2 separate regions of the Homo sapiens genome follow, and region 1 is linked to region 2. Evidence: read pairs that join two places in POLR2A ChIA-PET (ENCODE). Cell type or tissue: OCI-LY7. All regions are shown on one strand. Each heading gives the region's core, and the rest is flanking DNA. Links, peaks and the distances in the headings are about the cores only.

Region 1 (5,339 bases), core at 1-5,000, 200 kb after region 2:
GTCTACCCTATGACCTAGCAATTTCTCTTCTAGGTATTTACCCAGAAGAAATAAAAGCATATGTCCATACAAAGACTTACATAAAAATATTTATAGCAGCTCTATTTGTAATAGCAAAAGCTAGAAAGAACCCAGATGTTTGTTCATCTATATGAATGAATAAAATCACTGCGGTATATCCACACAATGGAATACTACACAGAAATCAAAAGGAAAAATATTGCAACAAATAGCCAACATGAATGAACTTCAAAATCATTATGACGCAAAAAAGAAGCAAGACAAAAAGAATACATATGCTATGTTTCCATTTATACAAAATTTTAGAAAATTCAAACTAACCTATAGGGACAGAAAGCACATAAGTGGTTGCCTAGAGAGAAATGGTGGAAGGAATGGATTCCAAAGAAGTCCATGGAAACTTGGGAATGAAAGCAGTGTCCATTGTCTTGATTGTGGTGATGGTTTCACAGATGTATGCATGCCAAACCTCTTCAGATTGTACACTTTAAATATGTACAGTTTATTCTTTGTTAATTTTTTCAAAGTAAATGGTCTAGGCACTCCCATTAAAAGTTAGAGATTCTCAGCCTGGATTTTAAAATGCAAGACCAACTATATGCTATTTAAAAGATGCTCGCTTGAAATAAAAATACACAGATAAATTAAAAACAAGGGGATAGAAAGAGATGTACCATGTGCATTCTATTTTTTTCTTAAAAAGCCGGAGCAGCTATATTATTAACAGACAGAGTAGAATTCAGAACAAGGGCAAAGAGAGGCATTTCATGATAAAGGGATTAATTCATAAAAAAGACAAAACATTCCTAAATGTGTATGTACCAATCACGAAGTCTCAAAATACATGAAGCAGAAACTGATATAACTGAAAGGACAAATAGAAAATCTATAATGATAGGTAGAGATTTCAATACTTGTCTCTCAGTAATTAATAGAACAAGCAAACAAAACAAAATAAAACCAGTAATAATTGGTAAGAATGGAACTCTCTTCCGTTGCTGATAGGAGTGTAAAATGGTACAATCGTTTTAGAAAATGGTTTGGTAACCTCTAATAAAGTTAAACATATGCTTTCAACATAACCCAGCAATCCCAATCATAGATATTTACCCCCCAAAAAATGAAAACATATATCCATATGAAAAGCTAATTTCTTTATTCATAATTGTGCCAAATAGAAACAACCCAAATGTCATCAACAGGTGAGTAGATAAGTAAATTGTGGTCTATATATACAATGGAATACTATTGAGCAATGAAAAGGAGTGAACAAATTAGACATGTAACAACATGAGCAGATCAACCTCAGAAACATGCTGAATGAAAGCCAGGCAAATAAAGAGGAATTCTGTATGAAGCTCCAGAAGGCAGGAATCTAATCTGTAGTGACAAAAATTAGACCTGTGATTTCCTAAGGCCAGGGGTAGGGGTTGGCGATTATTTGGGAAAGAGCACGAAGGAGCCTTTTGGTAGGATGGATATGTTTTATATCATCACTGTCCAACACTGCAGAACTTTCTGCAATGGTAAAAATGTCTTCCATTTGCACTGTCTAATATGCTGAATAACAGTCACATATGGCTACTGAGGATTTGAAACATACCTAGTACAACTGAGGACGTTTTTCATTTTAATTTTAGCTCATTAGACTTGAAATAGCCACATGTGTTTAGTGGCTATTCTACTGGACAGCACGGTATCTATATCTTGATTGTTGCAGTAATTGTGTGCATGGATAAATTTGTCAAAACTTATTATAAAATACACTAAAAATAGGTGCATTTTATTGTATATAAGCCTTACCTGAATAAAGTTGATTTTAAAAAGAGGCAAAGCATTTCCCAACTAACTCTAATGCTCCAATTTTTCAAGTCAATATTATCAGCAGTTCACAGAAACATTGGCGGTTCCATAGAAAGAGAACAAACCGGAAAGCCAAGCTTCTAAATCCATAGCAGGCTACTGCTTTAGAGTCAATGATACTGAGCTCGTTCATGTCCCACCAGGAAGACAAATGTGGCTTCCTAACCCTGAGTTGGTAAAAGCCTGTCTGGGTTTTAGATGCTTCCCCATAAACCACATCTACATTCTTTATATTTTTGAGGGATTATGACAAAAGAAATATTGTCATTCACCAAAGAACATAAAAAACAACAAGGATTCACTTATTCATTGAACATTTCCTGCCTGGCCGGCCAGAGCAGGCAAATCTGCCCTGCGTATCAATAGAACCCCAGCTGTCTCCGCCAGAGGAGCTGGCCCCACCTCACAGCCAGTGTCTCTGTGTGCTCAGCAACGTGCTGTGGACCAAAGGGACAGGAGAAGAAGGGAGACGTGGATTCTGCCTCCCTTTGTTTGAAATAAAAAGTAAACATGTCCTTTAAACAATTGAAGGCAGATTATAGACAAATGTTTAAGTAATTTACAGGCAAAGACTTTAAAGTAGAGAGAATGAGAAAAATCAAAGTGATCTAGCTGGTGAGAAAGAGCTTTTTGCCAAGGGTGGGGTTGAAGAGGTTGATCATAAAGAAAGGTGTCTTTGTCTGTACTGTGCTGCTATCACAGAATACCAAACACTGGGTAATGTATAAAGAACAGAAATGTATTTCTCACAGTTCTGGAACCTGAGAAGTTCAAGGTTGAGGGCTCACATCCAGTGAGGGCCTTCTTGCTGCATCATCCCATGATGGAAGGTAGAAAGGCAAGAGAGCATGAGAGAGCAAGGGATTGAACCGGCAGCCTCAAGCCCAAAATTTTATAATCCCCATTAACCATGCATGAGGGTGGAGCTCTCCATACTTCCCATTAGGCCCCACCTCCAAATGCTGTTGCAAGGGGGATTACGTTTCCAACACACGCTTTTTGGGAGATACATTCAGACTATACCAGAAAGGCTAACTGGACGGCACAGGAAAGCCTGGCAAAGGCTGGTGGCCAGGACGGCGTGCTGCAGAGATGCAGTGGAGAGTTTAGGTGATGAGGGGCTCTCTAGAATCACACTGCAGCGACTTTGGCTTTGCATTTTGTACCTTCAGAGAATTCATTCAGAATAGACATACCAAATATTCGTTGGCCTAATGAAACTGGGCATTAGATGGCATCATATCCTTTCAAAGAAGAGAAAGGAGAGAAAGCAGGATGGGGAGCCTGGATGAGACAAAGATGATACAGATAGTGAAGACTATGAAAGGATAAAAGGGAGGGGATGGAGAGCAGAGGAGAGGAAAGAGCAGAGGAGAGAGACAGAGAGAAGAAGCAAGAAAGACCCTGACACAGGGTGATTAGAAAAGAGTCAGTGAAACAAGTAACAGACTGCAAGAGATACACAGTATATGCTAAAGCAAAATGCTATGTTCTTAGGTCATCTAGGTTCTCAAGATATAGTCAGAAACAAACAGTCAGTACATATTACTTGAAAACAGGGCTGCATTGTCATTTTGAAAAATACAACATCGTATATCAGTCTCTTGGAGAGACTTAATACTCGTGAGCATGTAAAAGGCTCTAGGCCGGGTTTGGTGGCTCACGCCTGTAATCCCAGCACTTTGGGAGGCTGAGGTGGGTGGATCACCTGAGGTCAGGAGTTCAAGACCAGCCTGGCCAACATGGCAAAACCTCATATCTACTAAAAATACAAAAATTAGCCAGGCTTGGTGGCGGGCGCCTGTAATTCCGGCTACTCGGAAGACTGAGACAGGAGAATCACTTGAACCCGGGAGGCGGAAGTTGCAGTGAGCTGAGATCACGCCACTGCATTCCAGCCTGGGCAACAGAGTGAGACTCTGTCTCAAAAAAAAAAAAAAGAAAAAGAAAAAAAAAGGGCTCCAAGAAGTCTTACAATATAAAAACTTGCCTTGTCTACTACTTCACAAAATTATTTTGACCCTAAAAGCTGTTTTCTCTCTTAACATTTATAAAAACCTGGTCTAGGATATTCAGATAGTTTTCGTTTTCCTCCCCCAACAAAAGGGTGAGGCCCGCCAATGTGACTCAGCTCACAGAATCATTATTGTTCTCGACTACATTCATCAAGGTCAAGTCCTCTGTCTTTAACAGTCTTTTAGAACCAATAGGCTACGGGGCAGCACCTGTTCTGATCTTTAGCACCCATACTCACCCTGAATCTGTACAAAGCTTCTAAATAAGTATGTGAAGATACTTTATTATTTCCCCCATTCATTTCTGATTATCTGAATATTTGTCTTAGAATAAACATGGAGGAAACAAACCAATAATTAATTTGGATGAGCTTTCCCAAATCATCAACTCCTTGGGACCAGGATTTTTTTGTAGAAATGCTTTGGAAAGCCCAATTTTATATGAAGAATTTTAAAATAAAAATATCTCTCAGAAGAGAACCAAAAAAGTGAAAGAAAAATAAAATACATACAAATGGGAAGATAAATAGAGTCAGAGACACATTGTCTGGCCCATCTAGAAATTTAATCTAAGAAGAGGTGCTTGATGCATGGAAAGGCTTTTGAAGGTGGCAAGAATGATAAGGACAAATACATACTTTGAAAAAATATGATTTAAGTGGTTAAACCCTGGCTATGTTAAGGCATAAGATCAATAGATGTGCTAGTGTATAAATGACATCAATCGCCACCATTTATTGGTGTCTAGTTTGAGTTAGCAGACACTACATCAAGCACATTATCTTTGCCCTCATAGCAAACCTCTTATAGATAGTTCTTATTTTCACTTTACAGAGGAGGAGGCTGAAGCTAGAAGGGAATTAAACAACTTGGCCCAAGTTTCAAGGCTGGAAAATGGAAGTAGCCCTTTCCCTATACCACACAAGCACTCTGGGAGCTGCAGGTAGAAAAGTGTACAAAGGATATTCTCTGGGTAATTGCATTACAGTCATGACCTGAGCAGGGTTTAGCTGGTAGCTTTACCCCAAATCAGGTAAGAGGCATGGACAAAAGATATTCGCGTGCAATTTTAAATATTATGACATTTGTATGTGATTTTGAATATGGTCCTCTTTGCAATTAATTTTCCTAATAGTAAAATACTCACATTATTTATTAATTCATATAACTAGTCTCTTTCTCCCCACAAAGACTAAGGTGCATACAATATTTTCGTTTTAGAAGAAGACAACTGAATAAAAAGAAAATAAAGGTAAAAAAAATAAGACGTAGCTGTTAACATAGTTCATACACAAAATGCATGTTGCAAAGGCCTGTGAACTTTGGCCTTGAGTTTTCTGGACAGCCCATGAGATAAAGAAAATGAGATCCGGCCGGGTGCGGTGGCTCACGCCTGTAATCCCAACACTTTGGGAGGCCAAGGTGGGCAGATCACCTGAG
Region 2 (5,796 bases), core at 484-5,483:
CACCTATGAGACTCTAAAGTCAAAACAAGTTAGTTACTTCCAAGGTACAATGATGGTACAGATATTGGGCAAACATTACCATTCCAAAAGGGAGAAATTGGCCAAAAGAAAGGGTATAGGGGCCCCACACAAATCTGAAACCTAGCAGGGTAGTCATTAAATCTTAAAGGTCCAAAATACAATCTCCTTTGACTCCAAGTCCTACATTTAGGGCACACTGTTATAACAGTGGACTCCTAAGGCCTTGAGCAGCTCTGGCCCTGTGGCTTTGCAGGATGCAGCCCACATGGCTGCTCTCATGGGTTTAAGTTGAGTGCTTGTTGCTTTTCCAGTTAAAGGGTGCAAGCTGCCAGTGAATCTGCTATTCTGGGTTCTAGAGGGTGGCAGCCCCCTTTCCGCAGCTCCACTAGGTAGTGCCCTGGTGGGGACTCTGTGTAGGAGCTCCAACCCCACATTTCCCCTGGCATTTTCCTAGTAGAGTTTTTCTGTGGGGCCTCTGCCTCTGCAGTAGGCTTCTGCCTGAGCACCCAGGCTTTCCCATACATCCTCTGGAATCTAGGTGGAAGCCACCAAGCCTTCTTCACACTTGCGTTCTGAGCATCTGCAGACTTAACCCCATGTGGCAATCACCAAGGCTTATGGCTTGTGTCCTCCAGAACTGTGGCCAGAGCTGTACCTGGGCCCCTTTGAGCTGAGGCTGAAGCCAGAGTCTGAAGCTCAGCAGGGCAGTAGGGCCCTGGGCCTGGCCCCTGAAACCATTCTTTTCTCCTAAGCCTCTGGGCCTTTGATGGGAGGGGCTGTCCTCAAGATTTTTGAAATGCCTTTGGAGGGTTTTTGCCTTGTCTTGGATATTGGCTTCCTTTTAGTTATGCTCATCTCTCTAGCAAGTGAATGTTTCACAACCTGCTTGGATTCTTTCTCTACCACAGAGCCAGGCTGCAAATTTTACAAACTTTTACACTCTGTTTCCCTTTTAAATATAAATTTCAATGTTAAGTCACTTCTTTGCTCCCATATCTGATTTAGGTTGCTGGAAGTAGCCAAGTCACCTCTTGAATGCTTTGCTGCTTAGAAATTTCCTCTACTAGGTAGCCTGGGTCATCACTCTTAAGTTCAAACTTCCACAGATCCCTAGAGCATACAGTGCAACCAAGTTCTTTGTTAGGGCATAATAAGAATGACCCCATTCCATTTCCCAAAAACTTTCTCATTTCCATCTGAGACCTCATCAGCCAGAACTTCACTGTCCATATCTGTATCAGTATTTTGGTCACAACCATTTAACCAGTCTCTAAGAAGTTCCAAACTTTCCCTCATCTTCCTGTCTTTTTCTGAGTCCTTTAAACTCTTCCAGCCTCTCCCTTACCCCGTTCCAAAGTCACTTCCACATTTTCAGTTATCTTTATAGCAATGCTCCACTTCTCAGTACCAATTTTCAATTTTCTGTGTTAGTCCGTTTTGCATCACTATAAAGAAATACCCAAGGCTGGGTAATTTATAAAGAAAAAAAGTGGGGACCGGGCACGGTGGCTCACGCCAGTAATCCCAGCACTTTGGGAGGCCGAGACGGGCGGATCACGAGGTCAGGAGATCGAGACCACCCTGGCTAACACAGTGAAAGCCCGTCTCTACTAAAAATACAAAAAATTAGCTGGGTGTGGTGACGGGCGCCTGTAGTCCCAGCTACTCAGGAGGCTAAGGCAGGAGAATGGCATGAACCCGGGAGGCGGAGCTTGCAGTGAGCCGAGATCACGCCACTGCACTCCAGCCTGAGTGATAGAGTGAGACTCCGTCTCAAAAAAAAGAAAGAAAAAAGAAAAAAGGGTTGATTGACTTATGGTTCTGCAGGGTATACAGAAAGCATGGTGCTGGCATCTGCTTCGGGTGAGGCCTCAGGAAGGTTACAATCATGGCGGAAGGAGGAGCCAGCATATGACATGGCAAGAGAGAGAGAAAAGGACAGAAGGGAGAGGTCCCAGAGTCCTTTAAACAACCAGATCTTGGGTGCGTTAACTGAGTGAAAACTCACTCACCATCAAAGGGACAGCACTAAGCCACTCATGAGGGATCTGCCCCCATAATCCAATACCTCCTACTAGGCCCCACCTCTAACACTGTGGATCACATTTCAGCGTGAGATTTGGAGGAGACAAACATCCAAATTATATCACCTACCACAAAAGGAACTATTGTCTTAAAATTTTGTTAGTCATTCCCTTACTTTACTTTTTGATTGGCCTCCTAGGTCTAAGTGTATGCATAGACATATATGCATAGGTATATATACAATTTGCATATAGTCAATTTCTGCCTGTTTGGGAACTGTAAGTAAATATAATCATACATAAGCATTCTTCCAAGACTTGCTCTAGGGTCAACATGATATTTCTGAGTGTTATCCATGTTGATGCCAAGAGATGTTGATAATTCATTTTCACAGCTGTATAGTATCCTATTGCATGAATGTATGACAGTCTATCATTTCTATCAGTTGGCAGTGCTAAGTCATTGACAAAAATGATGGTTCAGAGTTAGGATTTCAAGAAGGCACAATTGCCACCAAATTTATCCCTGTTTCATGCACAAACTACTTGAGCAGAGAAGTGAAAATTTTGCCTCAAGTTAGAAGCAGGTTTTAGCTAGGGGACATCAAAGGAGGGAAGGGGTCTTAAATGGGAGAGGAAGAAAGGGCTAAAGTGACTCCCCAAGATTAAAAAATAAAAACAAAAAGAAAAAAAAGAATCTTCCTGGACAGACAATTTGTGACTGGGCTAGCCCATGCTGATTGTGGGCAAATTAAGGCTTTCACTCTCACTGTCACTTCCCCTCCAGATAAGCCCTTGGGGAAAAGTTCTATATGAATACTTAATTTACAAAAGTATTGTTCCCCAGACCAGCAGATTGGGTTCCATGAAGGTCCATCACTTTGCTTGATCCTGAAGAGAACCAAATTTCATATAGTGCTCATCTATAAGCTTCCTATTGATGTATTTTTTATATTCACCTTTTTCTATAGCATATGCGACTATGCAGCTACCACACAGTTATCAAATAGTAGTGTCCATGAACCTTTAGTAACCTTTGACTAGTTTCCATGACTCTGAAATTCCCCACCCACAGCTTCACTTGTAAAGAGTGGAAATATTTAGAGGAAGTGAGACTATCAGCAGCTCAGCCTCACCATGGGAAGCATTTTCTCCTCAAAGCACAGTAGTATGCTGGTGCCTTCTGTCACACTATCAGGACATGGCTTTAGCAAGTACAGTGTCCTCTCAGCACCTGTTCCTCATGCAGGTGCTTTGCATCATATAATCGTCGAAACATTAAGGAAGTAATGCTCTTTGTCACTCCACCGGAGTGGAGAAGTTAAAGTCAAGAGTGTACTTCAGGGGTTGTATCACTGGTTTGGCTTTAGTAGTTGTGAGGTCTTGATGGGTGAGAGTGATCCCTGGCAAATGACATATATTGATTGATTCATTGAGTGAGCAAAGGAGTAAGGTGGGTGTATTAGGGTTCTCCAGACAAACAGAACCAATGGAATGTGTGTGTGTATATATATACATATATATATAGAGAGAGAGAGAGAGAGAGAGATTTATTTTATGAAGTTGGTTCACACAATTATGGAGACTGGCAAGTCCAAAATCAGCAAGGCAGGCTGGCAAGCTGGAGATCAGGGAAGAACTGACATTGCTACTTGAGTCCGAAGGCACTCTGCTAGCTGAATTCCTTCTTGCTCTGTGGATGTCGCTCTTTTTTCTATTAAGGCCTTCAACTGATTGGAGGCCCACCTACATTATGGAAGGTCATTTGTTTTGCTCAAAGCCTACTCATTTAAATGTTAATCTTTTAAAGAAGATAGCTTTGCAGTGACATCCAGAAGAATGTTTGATCAATATCTAGGTACCTTGGCTTAGCCAAGTTAACACGTAAAATTAACCATCTCAGATACTGTATCCATTTCAGAAAATAATTTAGTAGATATTAATATTTATTGAACATCTGTTAAGGACTCTGTATGGGCCAGGCACCATATTAGGTGCTGGGGATTCAGCAGGAAAGCCAGCCAGACAAAATCCCTATTTTCAAGAAGCTTACATATGGAAGGGTGGAGGTTTGAGTAATTAAAACACTCGCAGTAGTTTTCATGCCTTCAAGAAGCACTGCAGATACAACTCAAGTCAATCAAATCCATTCTCCCATATACATATGGTATTGGGGTATAGTGAAAAGAGGAACAGAGGTTCTGACTTCCTGGACTTTGTCTTCTACTGAGGACCTCAGGTCTAAATTATATGATGACCATAGACACATTTTAACAATTATATACAACATGTTATTCATTATGTAGCTTTCAAAAGCACATATAATTCAGTTATAAAGGATGATGAAAATTAACAAATTGCATACAATTGTATTAAAAATAAAGTGACAAAGGTATTTTGTACATGATTATTTCATTTTCTTCATGAGTTTTTTTTTTTTAATTTTTATGGCAAAACAGTTCAAGGAACCACTTAACGAAGGTGTTTGATTTCAAAAGAATTGATTTGGGAAGACAGAACTGCTTGATGATGTCTGTTTCTTTGTTAGCTTTAAGTAACTGGTTTACTCAATTGGCCTCTTCCTTCATTGTGTTTTGGAGTTTTTTTGACTGAAGCAAAGACAAGCATTAAAAATAAAGACATTGGTTTATGTTGTTTAGAACTGAGAATCCATTTAAAAAAAATGAATTGGAGTATCTATGCCAGATTGCTCTTACATGATATATGTGGCCATGGGCAGAGGAGGGTTGCATTCTTAATTTATGCCCTGAAAGAATATCAGGCTTATTTCTCAAAAGGAAAAATACAAATGGCAAGCAGGTATATGAATAGGTGCTCAACATCACTGATCCTCAGAGAAATGCAAATCAAAACTACAATGAGATATCATTTCACCACAGTTAAAATGGCTTATATGCAAAAGTCAGGCAATAACAAATTCTACTGAGGATGTGAAGAAAAGGGAACCCTCATATACTGTTAGTGGGAATGTAAATTAGTATAACCACTGTGGAGAACAGTTTGGAGGTTCCTCAAAAAACTAAAAATAGAGCTGTCATATGATCCAGCAATCCCACTCACATATACCCAAAAGAAAGGAAATCAATATATTAAAGACATATCTGCAGTCCTGTGTTTATTGCAGCACTCTTCACAAGTGCCAAGATTTGGAAGAAACCTAAGTGTCCATCAACAAATAAATGGATAAAGGAAATGTGGTACATATACACAATGGAGTACTATTCACCCATAAAAAAGAATGAGATCCAGTCATTTGCAGCAACATGGATGGAACTAGTGGTCATTATGTTAAGTGAAATAAACCAGGCACAGAAAGACAAATTTCACATGTTCTCACTTACTTGTGGGAGCTAAAAATTAAAATAATTGAACTCATAAAGACAGACAATAGAGGGATGGTTACCAGGGGCTGGGAAGGGTAGCGTTGTGGGTGGGGGGGATTATGGGGGGCAGGTAGGGGAGATAGATAATGAGTACAAGTCATAGAAAGAATGAGTAAGACCTAGTATTTGCTAGCACAACAGGATGACCGTAGTCGAAAATAATTTAATTGTACATTAAAAAATAACTAAAATATTGTAATTGGATTGTTTGTAACACAGAGGATAAATGCTTGAGGTGATGGAGACCCCATGTACCCTGATGTGATTATTACACATTGCATGCCTGTATCAAAACATCTCATATAACCCATAAATATATACACCTACTATGTATCCACTGAATTTTT

Evidence for each region. ChIA-PET counts read pairs that join two places held together with the same protein. Peaks named below come from ENCODE experiments on the same cell type or tissue, not always from the same donor. Only the 100,000 strongest peaks of a DNase experiment are listed, where the experiment ranks them.
Region 1: POLR2A ChIA-PET joins it to region 2 with 16 read pairs; 2 of 35 experiments call an interaction of 5 or more read pairs at or near these places.

The regions. Positions count from the first base shown.
Region 1 is chr6:11,176,772-11,182,110 of GRCh38, reverse strand. No RefSeq gene overlaps it. Among named protein-coding and RNA genes, the nearest start is that of NEDD9, 53 kb to the left of the region's middle. In OCI-LY7, for the core only: no CTCF peak of the experiment used is centred there; no DNase peak of the experiment used is centred there.
Region 2 is chr6:11,371,843-11,377,638 of GRCh38, reverse strand. It overlaps a transcript of NEDD9 not described here. Among named protein-coding and RNA genes, the nearest start is that of NEDD9, 140 kb to the right of the region's middle. In OCI-LY7, for the core only: no CTCF peak of the experiment used is centred there; a DNase peak (open chromatin) is centred at 3,188; H3K27ac peaks cover 982 bases.